Regions from separate parts of the Homo sapiens genome. Here region 2 is linked to region 1. Evidence: chromatin loops called from intact Hi-C (ENCODE). Cell type or tissue: natural killer cell. All regions are shown on one strand. Links, peaks and the distances in the headings refer to the core of each region. The heading gives the core; the rest is flanking DNA.

What was found. Hi-C counts contacts between places; a loop is a spot of excess contacts. Peaks named below come from ENCODE experiments on the same cell type or tissue, not always from the same donor. Only the 100,000 strongest peaks of a DNase experiment are listed, where the experiment ranks them.
Region 2: it touches region 1 in a loop (5-fold over the local background); 1 of 110 quality-filtered maps calls a loop at or near these places.

What each region holds. Positions count from the first base shown.
Region 1 is chr18:79,322,473-79,331,282 of GRCh38, forward strand. ATP9B (ATPase phospholipid transporting 9B (putative)) reads left to right here. Exons shown (of 30, transcript NM_198531.5): 16 at 6,669-6,830; 17 at 7,540-7,632. Among named protein-coding and RNA genes, the nearest start is that of NFATC1, 69 kb to the right of the region's middle. In natural killer cell, for the core only: no CTCF peak of the experiment used is centred there; DNase peaks (open chromatin) are centred at 4,119, 4,939 and 5,679; H3K27ac peaks cover 1,510 bases.
Region 2 is chr18:79,195,614-79,204,423 of GRCh38, forward strand. The region is part of intron 9 of ATP9B (ATPase phospholipid transporting 9B (putative)); the gene reads left to right. Among named protein-coding and RNA genes, the nearest start is that of ATP9B, 130 kb to the left of the region's middle. In natural killer cell, for the core only: no CTCF peak of the experiment used is centred there; DNase peaks (open chromatin) are centred at 4,578 and 5,128.

The DNA.
Region 1 (8,810 bases), core at 463-8,462:
AGAGGGTTCTGACCCGGATTCCACCCCAGGCAGGGGCAGTGGGGCCAAGTGGCTTCAGCCCTGGCCACATCAGCACTTCCTCAGTGAGTATGTCCTTTACTGATTTCTAACAAAGCATGAAAATTACAAGCAAAGAATTTCCAGACAGCAGTTTCTCACAGTATTTGGCACACATTAAGCATTGGATTTGCTCCTATTTGTGTAATTTATGTTCTTACTAAGATTCTTAAGCAAAACAGACCAAAGTCAAAATTTGCTAATTTCATTTATTTTCAGCAAAAGGAAGACACATCAATCATGTTTGAGAGTGGGAAGCTTCAGGTTTATAAAGGTCAAATTCTAGGTGCCTCCCAGAGCAGAATGTTCTCAACATGCAGCAAAGTTAAATATGGTACTTCAGACAGAGTCAGACCGTCCTGAAATATGGTAGAGACTCGGGGCCTTTGATTTAGTCTTGCTTTATGTTTTATGTCTTTTTTAAGTTTTTAAATTTTAAATTATTCTGGGTACGTAATAGTACATACTTATGGGGTACATGTGATATTTGATACAAGCATACAATATGCAGTGATCAAATCGGTAATTGGGATACCCGTCACCTCAAGCATTTATCGTTGCTTCGCGTTAGTAATCCTCCGTTTATCGTTGCTTCGCGTTAGTAATCCTCCGTTTATCGTTGCTTCGCGTTAGTAATCCTCCGTTTATCGTTGCTTCGCGTTAGTAATCCTCCGTTTATCGTTGCTTCGCGTTAGTAATCCTCCGTTTATCGTTGCTTCGTGTTAGTAATCCTCTGTTTATCGTTGCTTCGCGTTAGTAATATTGCAGTTCCATTCTTAGTTATTGTAAAATATACATAAATTATTGTCAGTGAAGGTCACCCTATCATGCTACTGAGCGCTGGATCTTATTCCTTCTATCCGACTGTATTTTTGTACCCATTCACCAGCCCCCTTTATCACCCCTATCCCCAATATCCTCAATGTCCCCGATATCCTTCCCGGACTCTGGTAACCATCATTCTACTCTCTGTCTCCAGGAGTTCAACCTTTTTTTCTTAGCTCCCACATAAGAATGAGAAGACCCAGTGTTTGTCTTTCTGTGCCCGGCTGATTTCACTTAGCATAATGTGCCCCTGTTCCATTCACATTGTTGTAGATGAAAGGGTCTCATTCTTTAGTGATGGCTGAATAATACTCCATTGTGTGTACACCACGTTTTCTTCATCCGTGCATCCAGTGGGGGACACAGGCTGATTCCATAACGTGGCCACTGTGAACAGTGCCGCAGTACACGTAGGGGTGCCGAGATCTCTTCAGTGTACTGATTTCCTTTCTTTGGGGGATATTCCCAGGCGTGGGATTGTGGATTATATGGTGGCTCTGTGTTTAGATTGGGGGTAACCTCCATGCTGCTCTCCAGAGGGCTGCACGAATTTACATTCCCGACAACAGTGCTCCCTTCTCCCACCTCCTCCCTCGCCAGCATTTGAATTGCTGTCTTTTGGATAGAAGCCGTTTTAACTGGGGTGAGGTGATACCTCATTGTAATTTTTATTTGCATGTCTGATGATTAAAGGATATTGAGCATGCTTTCCTATACCTGTTGGCCGTTTGTGTGTCTTCTTTTGAGAAATGTCTGTTCAGATCTTTTGCCCATATTTTAATCGAATTACTCATTTTTTTCCGATTAAGTCGTTTGAGAATATACAATGATCTGGTAGATTCTGCTTATTAATCTCTTCTCAGTGGGTAGTTTGCAAATATTTTCTCTCATTCTGTGGGTTTTCTCTTCACTTTGTTGATTGTTTTCTTTGCTGTGCAGTGGCTTTTTAGCCCAATGTGATCCTGTTTGTCCATTTTTGCTTTGGTTGCCTGTGCTTTTGAGGTCTTATTCAAGAAGTCTTTGCCCAGACCAAAGTGCCCTGGAGTGTGCCAGCCTATTAGGCACATTTTCAAATTTGATTAGTGGTTTTAGATACCAAGCAGATATTACCCATATAAGGGTGTCTTTTAATTTTTCAGTCCACCCACAGATACAGATGTCAAGCAGAAAAGGGTTGAGGTCTGTCTGACTCACTCTTGGGGTGTAGTTCTTCAGCCAGCGCTGTGGGCTGAGACCAGACCCTGCCCCACATCCCACTACCTGGAGGACCAACAGGTGCTGACCAGGTACCCAACAAATTGCACTGGCCCTTACATGCAGGGTTGATTAATAAGAGTAAAGGCTCTTTTCCCTTAAATATGGAAACGAGTTGTCTCACTTCAGAATGTTGCTTATAGAAAAATAGTAATTCTATACCATTAAGTCTTCTTAATTGCTGGTCTAATATGTAACATTTTGCTGTCCCTGAATTTATAAATAGTTAACTATATGGTCTTATTTGTTTAAATGAAATTTGTATTTCTAGATGATAAATTCGGGCTGAGGAGAAATTCCAACATTGTACATAGTCATTCCTCCTTCAGAAAGCAGGTTTTGAAGTGTGTTCAGCAGCTGGGGCTGTGGAGTAAACCAGTGGGGCTGGAGAGCCATGTGGGGAAGATGAAGGCCGTGGCCGAAGACAGACCCGGTCCCTGCTGGAAAAGGGAGCCCACAACCCCTGAGCCCCTCTCCCAGGTTCTGGGGAGGAGGGACCCCAGATGCCGGAGGACACAGGTCGTTTGTGTGACGCATTCTTTCCTCCCCAGTCTAGAGCAGGACTAGCTGGTACTCTCCCTGGAAATAGAAAATGGTGCCTCAGATCACTTCTGCCCTCTGGGATGCAGATGAAGAACTTGAGTTGAGAAAAGGTGTCTGACTCTCCCATCTCTTATGCCTTTTCTGTAGAAGTGCACGTCGGATTTTGTAACTGAAATGACTGCAAATGTAGGATAGTAGTTACAGTTTCTCTCTCAATACTGCTTTTCCAGAATCATTCTATTCCATATATCATAAGCTCACTTTACTTTGTAAACTTCTTAAAATATGAGAAATTTGTAAAAGGTAAATGCTGATAGATTGAGTACGCACCATTTGAAACTGTATAAATATGTGTGTGTGTTTATTATCCTAAAACAGTTGGCCTGTTTGTCTATTTAATTCCTTAACTAGAGCCTAAAAAATGTTTGGGAAGTCACCTGAGGTCACATGACAGGGAAGGAGCGGGGGCTTTTGCACTGCAGGCCTCTCAAAAGCATGCCTGTGGGGCGAGGTCAGTGGCAGTGGCACCTGGGCAGCCCTGAAAAGGAGGGACAGGTGCCTGTCACCTCCACGCAGCACCGGTGACACCATCGCGATCCCTGGCTTTGCTCCCGGCACTCCCCACTTGCACGCAGCATCTCCAGAGCCAGAAGAGACATGGCGTTAGGCTGTTTTCCATTATCTCTGCACACTCCATTCCTTCACATGGTGTTAGGGTGTCATCTCTGTACCCTCCGTCCCCTCACATGGTGTTAGGGTGTCATCTCTGTACCCTCCCTCCCCTCACATGGTGTTAGGGTGTCATCTCTGTACCCTCCCTCCCCTCACATGGTGTTAGGGTGTCATCTCTGTACCCTCCCTCCCGTCATATAGTGTTAGGGTGTCACCTCTGTACCCTCCCTCCCCTCACATGGTGTTAGGGTGTCACCTCTGTACCCTCCCTCCCCTCACATGGTGTTAGGGTGTCACCTCTGTACCCTCCCTCCCCTCACATGGTGTTAGGGTGTCATCTCTGTACCCTCCCTCCCCTCACATGGTGTTAGGGTGTCATCTCTGTACCCTCCCTCCCCTCACATGGTGTTAGGGTGTCATCTCTGTACCCTCCCTCCCCTCACATGGTGTTAGGGTGTCATCTCTGTACCCTCCCTCCCCTCACATGGTGTTAGGGTGTCATCTCTGTACCCTTCCTCCCCTCACATGGTGTTAGGGTGTCATCTCTGTACCCTCCCTCCCCTCACATGGTGTTAGGGTGTCATCTCTGTACCCTCCCTCCCCTCACATGGTGTTAGGGTGTCATCCCTGCACACTCCTTCCCCTCACATGGTGTTAGGGTGTCATCTCTATACCCTCCCTCCCCTCACATGGTGTTAGTGTGTCATCTCTGCACACTCTCTCCCTGCACATGGTGTTAAGTGTCATCTCTGTACCCTCCCTCCCTGAGCTCACATGGTGTTCGGTTTCATCTCTGCACACTCCGTCCCCACACAGTGCCCTGCTGTGTCAAGTTCAAAGCATGAAAAAGAAAGGAAGCAGCTCTTCACACCCAGACACTGGAAAATCATGCTAGAGGTATTCTGTGGTCAGACGTGTGGGGAATTGCTTAGAAAATCTGATTTTAAAGGTAGTTCCTGGTCTGCCCACGAGTGCATGTCTGGAGGGCTCCTGTGAGAAAGCTGAGGGTAGAGCCCTGGCATCCTCCTGGTGGCCTCCCTGTGCTGACTGTCCACTGTGCTGACTGTCCACTGTGTGCCCTCACACCTCATTTCTCGAATCCTTGCTGCAGCTCTGAGTGGTGCCTCGGCACGGCCATTCTGTAGACAAGGACCCTGGGGTTGCAGAGGTGCAGCCATTTGCCCAGGGTTCGGTCCTAACCTGAGCAGCTGGCCACAGAGCCAGAGCTCTTGAGAACTTTGCTACAGTCTCTCTAAGAGTGTGAACTCATCCTCACAGGAATGTTCAGAAGGCCCTAAGATTGATTTAATATCCTGTGCACTAGACAACATTTAAAATGTTCCTGAAGTGACTTGAGTTCTTAGAACCTAAGATTTTAAAACTGTTTGGCTGAGAGTGAGGTGGAGGTTAAAACTGAAGGCAAGGACGTGCTCATCGGAAGAGGTGGGTGAGAATGAGGTTGTGGTTTAAGAAGAGGACTCACCCAGGCTGTGAGGGGCTTCAGCACTGTGGGTGGCGGCAGGCCTGCAGAACAGAGAGGAGACCCTGAGGGAAGCAGCTGTGTTACTGGGCTGTGCTGCAGTGGTGTGGGACGTTGCAGAGAGCGTGCTCTCCATGGTTAGTGTGCTCCCCATGGTTAGCGTGTTCTCCGTGGTTAGCGTGCTCTCCGTGGTTAGTGTGCTCTCTCCATGGTTAGCGTGCTCTCCGTGGTTAGCGTGCTCTCCGTGGTTAGCGTGCTCTCCGTGGTTAGCGTGCTCTCCGTGGTTAACGTGCCCTCCGTGGTTAGCGTGCCCTCCCTGGTTAGTGTGCCCTCCCTGGTTAGCATGCTCTCCGTGTTTAGCGTGCTCTCCGTGGTTAGCGTGCTCTCCGTGGTTAGTGTGCTCTCTCCATGGTTAGCGTGCTCGCCGTGGTTAGCGTGCTCTCCGTGGTTAGCGTGCTCTCTGTGGTTAACGTGCTCTCCGTGGTTAGCGTGCTCTCCGTGGTTAGCGTGTTCTCCGTGGTTAGTGTGTTCTCCGTGGTTAGCGTGCTCTCCATGGTTAGCGTGCTCTCCATGGATAGTGTGCTCTCCGTGGTTAGCGTGCTCTCCGTGGGTAGCGTGCTCTCTCTGGTTAGCGTGCTCTCCGTGGTTAGCGTGCTCTCCGTGGTTAGCGTGCTCTCTCTGGTTAGCGTGCTCTCCGTGGTTAGCGTGCTCTCCGTGGTTAGCGTGCTCTCCGTGGTTAGCGTGCTCTCTCTGGTTAGCGTGCTCTCCGTGGTTAGCGTGCTCTCTGTGGTTAGCGTGCTCTCTGTGGTTAGCGTGCTCTCCGTGGATAGCGTGCTCTCTGTGGTTAGCGTGCTCTCCGTGGTTAGTGTGCTCTCTGTGGTTAGTGTGTTCTCCGTGGTTAGCATGTTCCCCATGGTTAGTGTGCCTTTAGCTGCATAATAGGATTGGCATACCCTATTTATCTGATTAATGTCTGGTAGGGAGGTTGCTTTTAAAGACAGACTTTTATCAGAAAATAATACTTTTTGTCATAAAATACTATTCACAAATTATTAACTGTAAAAATTGCTCTTCCACTTGTGATTGTTAAATTTTAATAAGTCAATAAATAATTATCAATAAGAATACATTCTATTTCTGAGTACCTGCCATATGCCAGAGAATCACTCATGTTATTTTGGCCTCAAAGCAATTTGGAAGGCCATTTTTCCACATGACAGAAGAGGAGCGTGGCCCCAGCAGAGTGAAGACCTGGCCACAGGAGTTCCGACTTTCACACTTGGGCTTAGAACCCAGGCCTGCTTTCTCCTTGTCTATCTTGTCTCCTTTAAGTTTGCAAATATTACATGTAGACACATTAATAGAGTTAATTAGTCACCAATTTGTCTCTTATTTTAGAAAAATAATTACCATAAACATGAGATTCAAACTATTTCCCCTTTCATGGTGTCCATGGAACTGGGGAGGGAGAAACCTTGAAAAGTCGTATAACTTGCTCCCTGTCCCCAGACTGATGGGGTGAGCTGCGTTCTCAATTTTAAAACCATCTGGCTCTAGGGAGCAATTAACACAAATTGTAAAGAAAGTCTTTATGATCCATAATGGTCTTTATTTTAAAGAATAATACCAAGTGACTTTTGTGATATTGCTTAGGATTCCTCTAGAACAATGTTATTCAAACGTATATACTTAGCCGTGAAAACAAAAAGTTCTGAACACCTAAGTTCTTCTGCAGCTGTCTCATGTTGGCAAGCTTTCTGAGCACTGCCGTGCTGGCTCGCCTGCGTGCGGCTTTCCTGAGGCAGCGGTGGCCTCAGTTGTTGCTGGTCTCCCGTAGGTCGCTCTGGTGCAGTGGACAGAGAGTGTGGGCCTCACGCTGGTCAGCAGGGACCTCACCTCCATGCAGCTGAAGACCCCCAGTGGCCAGGTCCTCAGCTTCTGCATTCTGCAGCTGTTTCCCTTCACCTCCGAGAGCAAGCGGATGGGCGTCATCGTCAGGGTGAGGCTGCGGGGAGGGTGCCACGCGATGGCTTCAGACATTTTGTTTTCACACCTTTTAAACACAGATTTTCCCAAAAGAAAGTTAAACATTTACTCAGGTGCTTTATGCTGTTACAGTTTTGTTTGTTTTTTTTTTTTAATGAAATCTAAGCTAATAATCTATATCTGGGAACCTACTGTGTCTCTAGTGAGATAAAATAATTCTCCTAAGTCAACCTAGCCAGAATCAATAATGTGGGATTTATTAATTTTTGAAATCAACAACTAAAGCTGTTTTGATTTCAACAAAAATAACATGCCAAAGAGTTTGACTTTTGTACATTGATTTATGACCATAAAGTTGCCAAAACGTACCTTAATTTTTTTAGCAAACACCAAAATCATATCTTGGAAGTTGACTAAACAATGAAGCATTAAATCCAACTGTAAAAGTTTAAGAGAATGAATGCAACTCAAATCATATTCATTAACACACTCAGACCTTCAGCCTAGCATCTCAGGATGCACAATTATGTTCTCAGTCCTGATTGCACTATTGCTGAAGAGTGGGCCTAGCCCTCCGCGTAGAAACACGTGTGAGGAGCTTAACACACAGGAACACATTCATAGGAATTGCTTTTTCCATTGTATGTTTTATTAGACTAGCAGTTATTTGCCCCGAGCAATGCAGCCTAAATGTGCCTCTGTTTATTTTTGTTCTTTGATAGGATGAATCCACGGCAGAAATCACATTCTACATGAAGGGCGCTGACGTGGCCATGTCTCCTATCGTGCAGTATAATGACTGGCTGGAAGAGGAGGTATGTGAGTGACTCTAGCGTGGTTCACAGTGTTTCTATGGAAGAGGAGGTATGTGAGTGACTCTCAGCCTGGTTCACAGTGTTTCTATGAACTTTATTGATAGATGACAGGAAAAGGATATCCTTTCCCCAGCTTGCAGACACTGGTATCATTGGATGAATTGAGCTGTCAAAATGTCAAACCAGATGCTGATGGGAACCACATAGGTTGTCAAACACAGTATCATTTTATACTAAATTATTTTAAGTGCTTGCAGTTCTCAATTTCATAAAGGAGAAAGGGTAGGAGTCCTATCTATTTATAAATAGTTTACCCTTTTTTTTTTTTTTGAGACAGACACACTGTCACCCAGGCTGGAGTGCAGTAGCGCAATCTTGGCTCTCTGCAACCTGCACTTCCCAGGTTCAAGCGATTCTCCTGCCTCAGCCTCCCAAGTAGCTGGGACTACAGGCACCCGCCACCATGCCTGACTAATTTTTTTGTATTTTTAGTAGAGACAGGGTTTCACCATGTTAGCCAGGATGGTCTCTATCTCCTGACCTCGTGATCCGCCCGTGTCGGCCTCCCAAAGTGCTGGCATTATATGCATGAGCCACCATGCCCAGCCAATAATTTACTTTCTGTGTAAATAACAATCATTTTTGTTTTGTGTGTGAGTGCGTGTCAATCTATACAAGTAGGTCCTTACAAAGAATATTTTGTTTATAATAGAAATAGAAGGCATTATCAATCATTCACTATTCTGAAATAATACTTTATATGTAATCAAAGTTATATTTTAATGTATCTCTTTTGTAACATAAATATTTGCAAGATTTTCTTTAGAATTTTAACCTAATGCTAATTTGTGCATAAGGTTCACCTAAAATTAGAACATAAGATACAAATAATAAGCAATCCCATATTTCATTAAATTCTCCTGAAGTAAATAGGATTTGTAGGTAGCCTCATGAGATGATTTTATCGTTAAGCTTATGTATAAATCAGTAGTTGGATTTCCAAGTAAAATGGAGACTGTTGTAATTGTAGTAAACATGGCCCTTTTTCCTGTGTGCGTGTTGCTGTTGGAATTCAGAGTCTCTCCTCCCACCCTGGGACCTCAGAGATGGTCTGTCCGTGCAGCCTCCACACCCCAGTGTTCGCAACGGTAGTGGCAATATGAATCAATATCTCCTTC
Region 2 (8,810 bases), core at 525-8,524, 130 kb before region 1:
CAAAATGGAATAAATTTCTCAAGAATGTAAGAATAAAAGCTCAAGAATAAAACAGGATAACGTGAATGAGAAGGCTAACTGAACTCAGGAGAACACTGAACGTGAGCATCTGAGAAGGGAGGACCGAATCACAGCGTGCCTGTGGGGGATGCACAGTAAGAGATAGGGAGGTTGTAAAGAAGAGAGTCAAGGAAACGAGATAATCAAAGAGGTGAAAAGGACTAGAAGTTGATGGATGTGGAAGATTGGCAAGAAATACTCAACATGAGAGTCTTGAAACAAAATCATGAAATGGTTTGAAACATTGACAGCTCAAGTGTGTGTTATTAAATACAAGGATGTCTGAAGGTACACACTAAAAGGGCCCAGCATGCACGTGAGAAAACTCCAAGACGTGTAACTGCTGTCATATTTTACATATACAGGGAAAAATCCTTTGATCTCCCTGGGAAAATGACCAGCTCCCCACAGTTGGAAGGGGCCAGGTTGGTGTCAGTGTTCTCAGCATACGGAGCCATACAAGAGCAGCACAGCCTTTCCAGGAGGCTCAGGGGAAGAATGTGTGAGTGGAGTGTTTTGCTCCTTCAAAACTGTCCTGCAAGTGCCAATTCTGTGGAGAGCAGTCTCAAGCATACAGAGTTCAGGTGTGTTGTACACATGAGCCTTTTGTGAATAATCTTACAGAGGATTAGCTCTGCCTGGCTGATAGATGACCTGGGTGGAAGTTTTATGGTGAGCACTGAAGATCTAACAGACGTAAGAATAAAACAGTGGAGGGAGGATGGGTGGAAGATGGTACAGTGTATATGAATTTTATACGCTTCCTCTAATAATCAGCTGAAAAGCAGGAAGAGGAGGAGAAAATAGAAGGAGCTCATTGGTTGCTACGTGGGTGTTAAGGCAGTCAGAGACTATTGAAAGCTGACGAGCTCAATAGTAGCTGTCAAAGCAAGGAGAGTAGGATGAAGGCAGGCTACTGGGACAGTGGCAAAATGGTAGTGACCAGAAAATACACACCTCACCAAAAAATAAATTTGGTTTTAAAAATTAGACAACAGTTGATCAATTCATATGGCTAAAGATGCATAGTATGCAGGCTCTTTCACACAGAAAATTAATTGGATCAGAAAGCCTAAAGGAAAGATATATCAAGCAAATACAAATAAAAAGGAAACAGGAGTTGCAGTCTTGGTACTTAACAAGAATACCAGTATAGAATCGAGAAAGCATTTAGAATGAGGTGAAGAAAGATGCTATAAGATAATAAAGTCCGTCATAGGAAACTTTAACATCTACCTGCAGTTCCCAGTGGGTCAGGTGGACAGAAAGGTAGGAGAGGCATAGAAGAGAGAGCTCAGAACATGAGCAGTAAAATATATCATTTTAAATTTTTATTGAACTTTGTTCCCCAGTAATTTTTATTTGAGCATATATAGGGTGTCACCAAAAGTTGAACATACATTTGCTTGTAAAGAAATTTTTATTTCTATAACATAGAACTCATACAGACAATATTCTCTGATCACAATGCAATAAAATTGGTAAGCAGTAACAAAATCAGTGAATGAAACGACTTTCTGCCTGTAAATGTAAATATATTAATCAATTTTTGTATCATAGGAGAAATATAAACTGAAATTGGAGAATTTCTATAAAATATTGGTAATGGAGACACTGCATATCAGAATCTGAATCTGTTTGATATGTTTGGAAATAGGAAAATTTATAATCTTTATATATATATAGCAATAAAAATAAAAATGAAAATTAATGAATTAAATAAGTATATGACAAAGTGAACAAAAAGAGTGCAGAGGGAAGGAAGAACATATAAAGGTTAAGGTCATATAACTAAAAAATAGAACCTTAAAGCCATTCTGTTAGGGTGGGGATTTCAGAGGCCAGGTAATAAAAGGAGGTAAGTTTTTTAAAAAATACTGTGTGTTAAGTGATACAATATTGATTCAGAGTAAACTGTGATAAGTAAAGGTTGCATATAATAATTCTCAGAGCAACCACTAAAAAAAGAAAGAGGTCAGTAGAGGTGATGAAGTTAGATGCTAAAGTGGGATCAACTGGTTTCTTTCCCCTGAAAAAAGACAGGTGCAGGAAACCCAATACCAGGTGTGACAAGTAGAAAACAAAGAGCAGCAAAGAGCAAGATGGTTGACTCAGTAATTAAACGTCTCTGCAGTTAAAAGGCAGAGACTGTCAGACTGGAGAAAAACATAGTACCCCCGAATTCATAGAACTAATAGGCAACATAAAATCTACGAGAACGGATTTTTTCCTTCTAATCTATAGAATAAGGACATGTAGTTTATTAAGACTATAGAATATTAAAATAACATTAGGAAGGCACTTCAGCATATTGACAGATATTATTAAATGCAACAGCTACATAATACACATTTTTCAAAATCTCATGGAACAATCCCAACTATAGTTGAATATAAAACAAGTCTTAGTATATTTTTTTAAAATTGCAATTGTATATTCACTAATTACAATATGGAATTAGAAATAAATAAAAAATCTTTAAAATCCTCAGGTATTTGGAAATTAAACTCAAAAACCTAAGTTTAAAATTAGATGGTTTAAATCCCCAATTAAATGGACAGGAGTGTCAAGTTGTATAAAAAAGCAAGATTCAAATATATGGTGCCTATAAGAAAACACATTAAAAACACAGGTAAAAAGTAAAAAATAGATACCGTACCAACACTAATCAAAGCTGGAGTTACTTATAGTAATATCACACAAAGTACATTTCAGAACATAATGAGAAAAGGGTTTATTATGGAGACAAGTAAGCCCTAAACATTTATGCACTAATAACAGAGCTGCAAAATACGGTCATGAGTTGCTTAATAGTAGAGTTACATTCTGAGAAGTAAGTTAGACCATTTCGTCATTGTGCAAACATGATGGAGTGCACTTACACAAACCTAGATCGTGTAGCCTACTACACACCTAGGTTATATGGTGTAGCCTGTTGCTCCTGTACTTCAAACTTGTACAACATGTTACTGTGTTTAATAATGTGGGCAGTTGTCACACAATGATAAGTATCTGTGTATCTAACCATAGAAAAGGTACAGTAAAAAATGCTGTATAAAAGATTAAGAAATGATACACCTGTATAGAGTACTAACGACAAATGGAGTTTCCAGAACTAGAAGTTGGTCTGGGTGAGTCAGTGAGTGAGTGGTGAGTGAATGTGAAGGCCTGGACATGACTGCACACTACTGTAAACTTTTTAAACACTGTACATGTAAGCTACACTCAACCTATTTAAAAATGTTTTTCTTAAATAGTAAATTAATCTCAGCTTCCTATAACTTTAATTTTTTTTTTTGAGACAGTCTCACTCTGTTGCCCAGGATGGAGTGCAGTGGCGCAATCTCAGCTCACTGCAACCTCTGCCTCCCAGGTTCAAGTGGCTCTTCTGCCTCAGCCTCCTGAGTAGCTGGGATTAGAGTCACGCACTGCCACGCCGGGCTAATTTTTTGTATTTTTAGTAGAGATGGGGTTTCACCGTGTTGGTCAGGCTGGTCTCGAACTCCTGACCTCGTGATCCATCTGCCTTGGCCTCCCAAAGTGCTGGGATTACAGGCATGAGCCTGTAAACTCATTTTTACATACCTATAACTTTACACAAAGTAAATTACACAAAGTAATTTGTGCCCGGCCCTATAACTTTAATTTTTAAAAAATCTTTTTACTCTATTAATAACACTTAGCTTAAAACACAAACACATTGTACACCTGTACAAAAATATTTTCTTTATATACCTAGTCTGTAGTCTTTTTTAGTTTTTAAAAATTTTACTTTTTAAACTTTTTTTTGTTAAAAACAAAGACACAGCTGGGCGTGGTGGCTCACGCCTGTAATCCCAGCAATTTGGGAGGCCGAGGCTGGTGGATCACGAGGTCAAGAGATTGAGGAGACCATCCTGGCCCATATGGTGAAACCCCATCTCTACTAAAAATACAAAAATTAGCTGGGCGTGGTGGCACATGCCTGTAGTCCCAGCTATTCAGGAGGCTGAGGCAGGAGAATCACTTGAACCCAGGAGGGTAGAGGTTGCAGTGAGCTGAGATTGTGCCACTGCACTCCAGCCTGGTGACAGAACAAGACTACATCTGAAAAAAAAAAAAAAAAGAAAAATGCAGACACACACACACACACATTAGCCTAGGCCTACTCGGATCATCAGTATCACTGTCTCCTCCTACACATTTTGTCCTGCTGGAAGATCTCCACGTGTAATAACAGGCAGGGATTTGTCCCAGGATAACAATGTGTTTTTCTGGCAGAACCCTGGAAGGACCTGCCGGAGGCTGTTTTACAATTAAGTTTGTCTTTTTATAAGTAGAAGGAGTACACTCTCAAACAGTGATAAAAAGTATAGTAACACATAAACTAGTAACATAGTTGTTTGTTATTTAATATTATGTACTGTACATAATTGTATGCACTAGACTTTCATGACTGGCGGCCCAGTAGTTTTGTTTTCACCACCGTCACCACAAACACGTGAGTAATGTCTAATGCTATGACATTCTGATGGCTGCAGCATGACCATGTGGTAGGAATGCTTCATCTCTGTTATACTTTGATGGGGCTACTGTGGTTTGTGCCATCCACTGTCTACTGAAATGTTGTTATGTTGTACACGATTGTACCTGAAGCAGAAACTGTTAGAACTTCAAGGAGAAACTGACAAATCCATTATGATAGTTGGAGATTTTAATACCCACTTCTCAATAATTGAACAAATGAGTAGGGAGAAAATCAGTAAGGATATAGTAGAACACTATAGTGTTGAAGAACACTATTCATGAAGTTGACCCCATTGATAGATACAGGGACTTAAGGCAGCAGGATGGGTAGCTTACCCAGTGCACACAGAACATTTATTAAGGTATGCCAGAAAAAAGCTTAGGAAAAAAAAGGCAACTCATAAAATATGCTCTCTGACCAAGTGGGCTTCATTAAGAAATTATAATAAAGGTTTCTCGGAAATTGCCAAATATCAGATAATAAAGGATACATTTCTGAATATCTTGTGAGTAAATGTGTTTATGTCAGAGCAGAGGTGGAGGTGGGGACTGTCGGGGTCAGAGCAGAGGTGGAGGTGGGAACGTTGGGGTCAGAGCAGAAGTAGTGGTGGAATTGTTTTCATCAGAATAGACTTGGGTGGGGCCCTGGATTTCCAGGCCACAATGCTCAGTTGCCATTGAGGTTCTAGAGCCTGAGGCTCCCACACCCTTTTAGGAGCTGGTGCTGGCTGTTGCCCTGGCTGCTTTAGGACGGTCGGTTGGCCTCTCAGGTGCAAGTGCCAAGTGTTGAGCACAAACTGAATTTAGGAACGGGAATGGCTTCACCCCATGAGGCACAAGACGTGTGCTGATGGCCTGGTGATGGTGACCACTTGTGGGAGGCTGTGCCACTCAAAGAGAGAAACTTATTTGTGGTTTTCAAGCTAATTAAAGATACATTTACTTTGTGTAAATTACTTCAAGTTCATTCACACAGATAGCCTTTCATTGCCTTTGATGTTTTCTAACAGTTTTTTTCTCATTTTAGATATATCCATTCTGAAATCTGAATTATTTTGATGATAGTTCTTGATTTTTCTGTGTATTTTTCAAAAAGGAAGAGAATAAAGACATGATAAATAACTTGTTTATAATGAGAAAATGGAATTCAGTTAAATTCAAATTTATCAACTGGGCATTGTTAAGGAGTGGTATCCACTTATCTTCCTTTTTTATAGTGTAATATACATAAGACAAAATATCTTTTGTGTCAGCTTAAATACTTAAATAAGAATTAGAACAAATTGGCTGGGCATGGTGGCTCATGCTTGTAACCCTAGCACTTTGGGAGGCTGAGGTGGGAGTTGAGCCCAGGAGTTCGAGACCAGCCTGGGCAACATTGGGAGACCTAATTTACTTCTTTATTTTTTGAGATGGAGTCTTGCTGTGTTGCCCAGGCTGGAGTGCAGTGGCGTGATCTCGGCTCACTGTAGCCTGTGCCTCCTTGTTCAAGCAATTCTCCTGCCTCAGCCTCCCGAGCAGTTGGGACTACGGGTGTGCGCCACCAAGCCCAGCTAATTTTTGTATTTTTAGTAGAGACGGGGTTTCACCATATTGGTCTCGAACTCCTGACCTAGTGATCCACCCACCTCGGCCTCCCAAAGTGCTGGGATTACAGGCGTGAGTCACTGTGCCCAGCCCCTGATTTCTGATTTAAAAAAATTTTTTTTTTAATTAGCCTAGTGGGGTGGCTACAGCTGGAGCACGCCTGTAGCCTCAGCTATGTGGGAGGCGGATGTGGGAGGATTGCTGGAGCCTGCCAGGTTGAGGTGGAGCCTGCCCTGAGCTGTGATTGTACCACTGCACTGCAGCCTGGGTGACAGAGTGAGACCCTGTCCTAAAATATATATATATACGGAATTAGAGAAAATTAATTCAAGGTCCCTGTGGCAGTATACCCAGTATGCATGCTGATGCCTGTGCAGAATCTAATGGAGATGTGGCGCTGTGATGGTGTCTGCTTCCTCTTTCCTCAGATAATGTGAGAACAACCTAAATTACTGATTGTATAACCTTTTTCATTATGTGAATGATTGATATCGCTAATTTCACTTATTGTTCAAAATCTGTATGTATTGTCTTGGAAGTTTGGAGTTGTAAATTGTAGCCAGTTTTGAAGTATTAGCAGTATTTATAGTCCTTTAACATCACATTCCCAGTTAGTCATTTTGAGAATGTATTTTCTGCTGTAATTTCTTTTGCAAACCATAGCACACTTACATTGTTCATGTCTTCTTCAGCCAAAATACTCTCCTTCAAAAAAGCAAACCTCTGCTGTTTGTTAAGTAGGGTATGCTGTTGAGAGAACAGCATGAAATGGTAACATTTTGCATCCTCCCCCAAGCAGATTTTATCTGTTCACACTTATAGACCATTAAAGAGAAGGAAAGTGAAATAGAACATTTTAGAGATAATTTATTTTCAGTCTTCCCAGTCTTTATTCTGTGCTTCATGAGACTGGTAAAAAACTATCTTTTGGAATAATTTTCTCCATGTTAGAAAAATGTTTATAGTCAATCATCGCCATTCCAGAACTGAAAGAAAGATGCATAGATATTGTGTTTTCTTCAACATAAAATTGTGTTAGAGACAGAAACATTCATATGGAAAAATGGTCATAGAAAAGTAACAGGAAACCAGCTAAAATTTCTAAAATGAAATTATATAGAACCTTTTGTTTACATTTGAGAAACCCTTCTAAAATTTTTATGTTTTTTAATGCCCTTATTCTCTTGGACTTTGACATTAGGAGAAAATATAGTACTAAAAGATTGACATGCATCAATAATTAAACTTTCATATCAAGTGAATCATTAGGAAGAGTTTAAAGGGAATACAATTGTGTGAATTTCTACTTGGGTGGTGAAGTCACGATGGGCATCTTCAGGCAGGAGAACCGGGAGGAGCAGGTGCCTGATGCCTCATACAGGTGGAAGGCTTAGAGTAACAGCAGGCAGGAGGCCCTGGAGGAGCAGGTACCTGATGCATCATGGAGGCAGTAGGACGTGGAGGAGCAGGTACCTGATGAGCGATAGAGGCAGGAAGCTTAGAGTAACAGCAGGCAGGAGGCCCTGGAGGAGCAGGTACCCGATGCTTCTTAGAGGCAGGAGGGCGTAGAGGAGCAGGCACCCGATACTTCGTAGAGGTAGGAGGCTTAGAGTAACAGCAGGCAGGAGGCCCTGGAGGAGCAAGTACCTGATGCTTCATAAAAGGAGACTCAGAGTAACCACAGGCAGGTGACTCATTATAGCATCATGCTTGTGGGCACTGCAGGTGAAAGACATCTTGATTCCTGTGGATATTAGAAAAAGAATTTCATGAGTGTTCTTTTGTTTATTGGACAATGTTCATTGCCTATTCTGTGCTAGGTGCTAGGAAGGTAATACCCATAAAATATGGGATTAGAAACATGTCAATTGCTCTGATACAATAAAATTCTGAATTTATGGTAGATAAAAATTTTATTGCTTCAAGTTTTAAAATGATAAATAGGGAATTCAGTATTTGGCTTCTTAATGCCAACTGTATGCTCAATTGGCTGTGCCAACGCTGGAACCTCTAGACCCCCAGCAGGTAAAGGATATACCGTGTCAACCGTATCTGGGAAGTAGGAATGAGGATGTCTATCTTTTTTGTTTCTTCAACAGTGTTAGAGGATATATATCTTTTTTTTGTTTCTTCAATAGTGTTAAGCTGAGTTAGACTGTAACACCATTTGTTTGAATGAATCAGAAATTGCCCATTTCAGTGCAATCCTAAATTCAATTACAAAGTAGTCTAATCCATAGAGGCTACTTGCTTTTTCTTTAAAGTTGATATTTTGGTTGTTCTATCAAATCATAAAAGTCATAGGGATAACTCAGTTTTTCTGGATTGTTTATCTTAGCATTGAATAAATTGTATGCCTTTACTCTGAGCAGCTACTTTAGTTATAAACAAAGTAAACAAAAGGCAGTTTCCATCTGGTATTTTCTGTGGAAAAAACAAGAACAGTGTTGGAAAATTAAGTACTTGAATGTTCTTCTGTGTTTTAAAGCCCGTAATAGTGGTGTGTTAGCTACTGTGCAGGAGCTTAATTTCATTCCAGTGTATTTTGACATTGGTAAACATATTACCATTAGTATGAAACTATATAAAAAATAAAGCAGTTAAAGGTATAAACCACTTTTACAGCCCTCCTCCCTTCCTGATACAAATACTAGTAT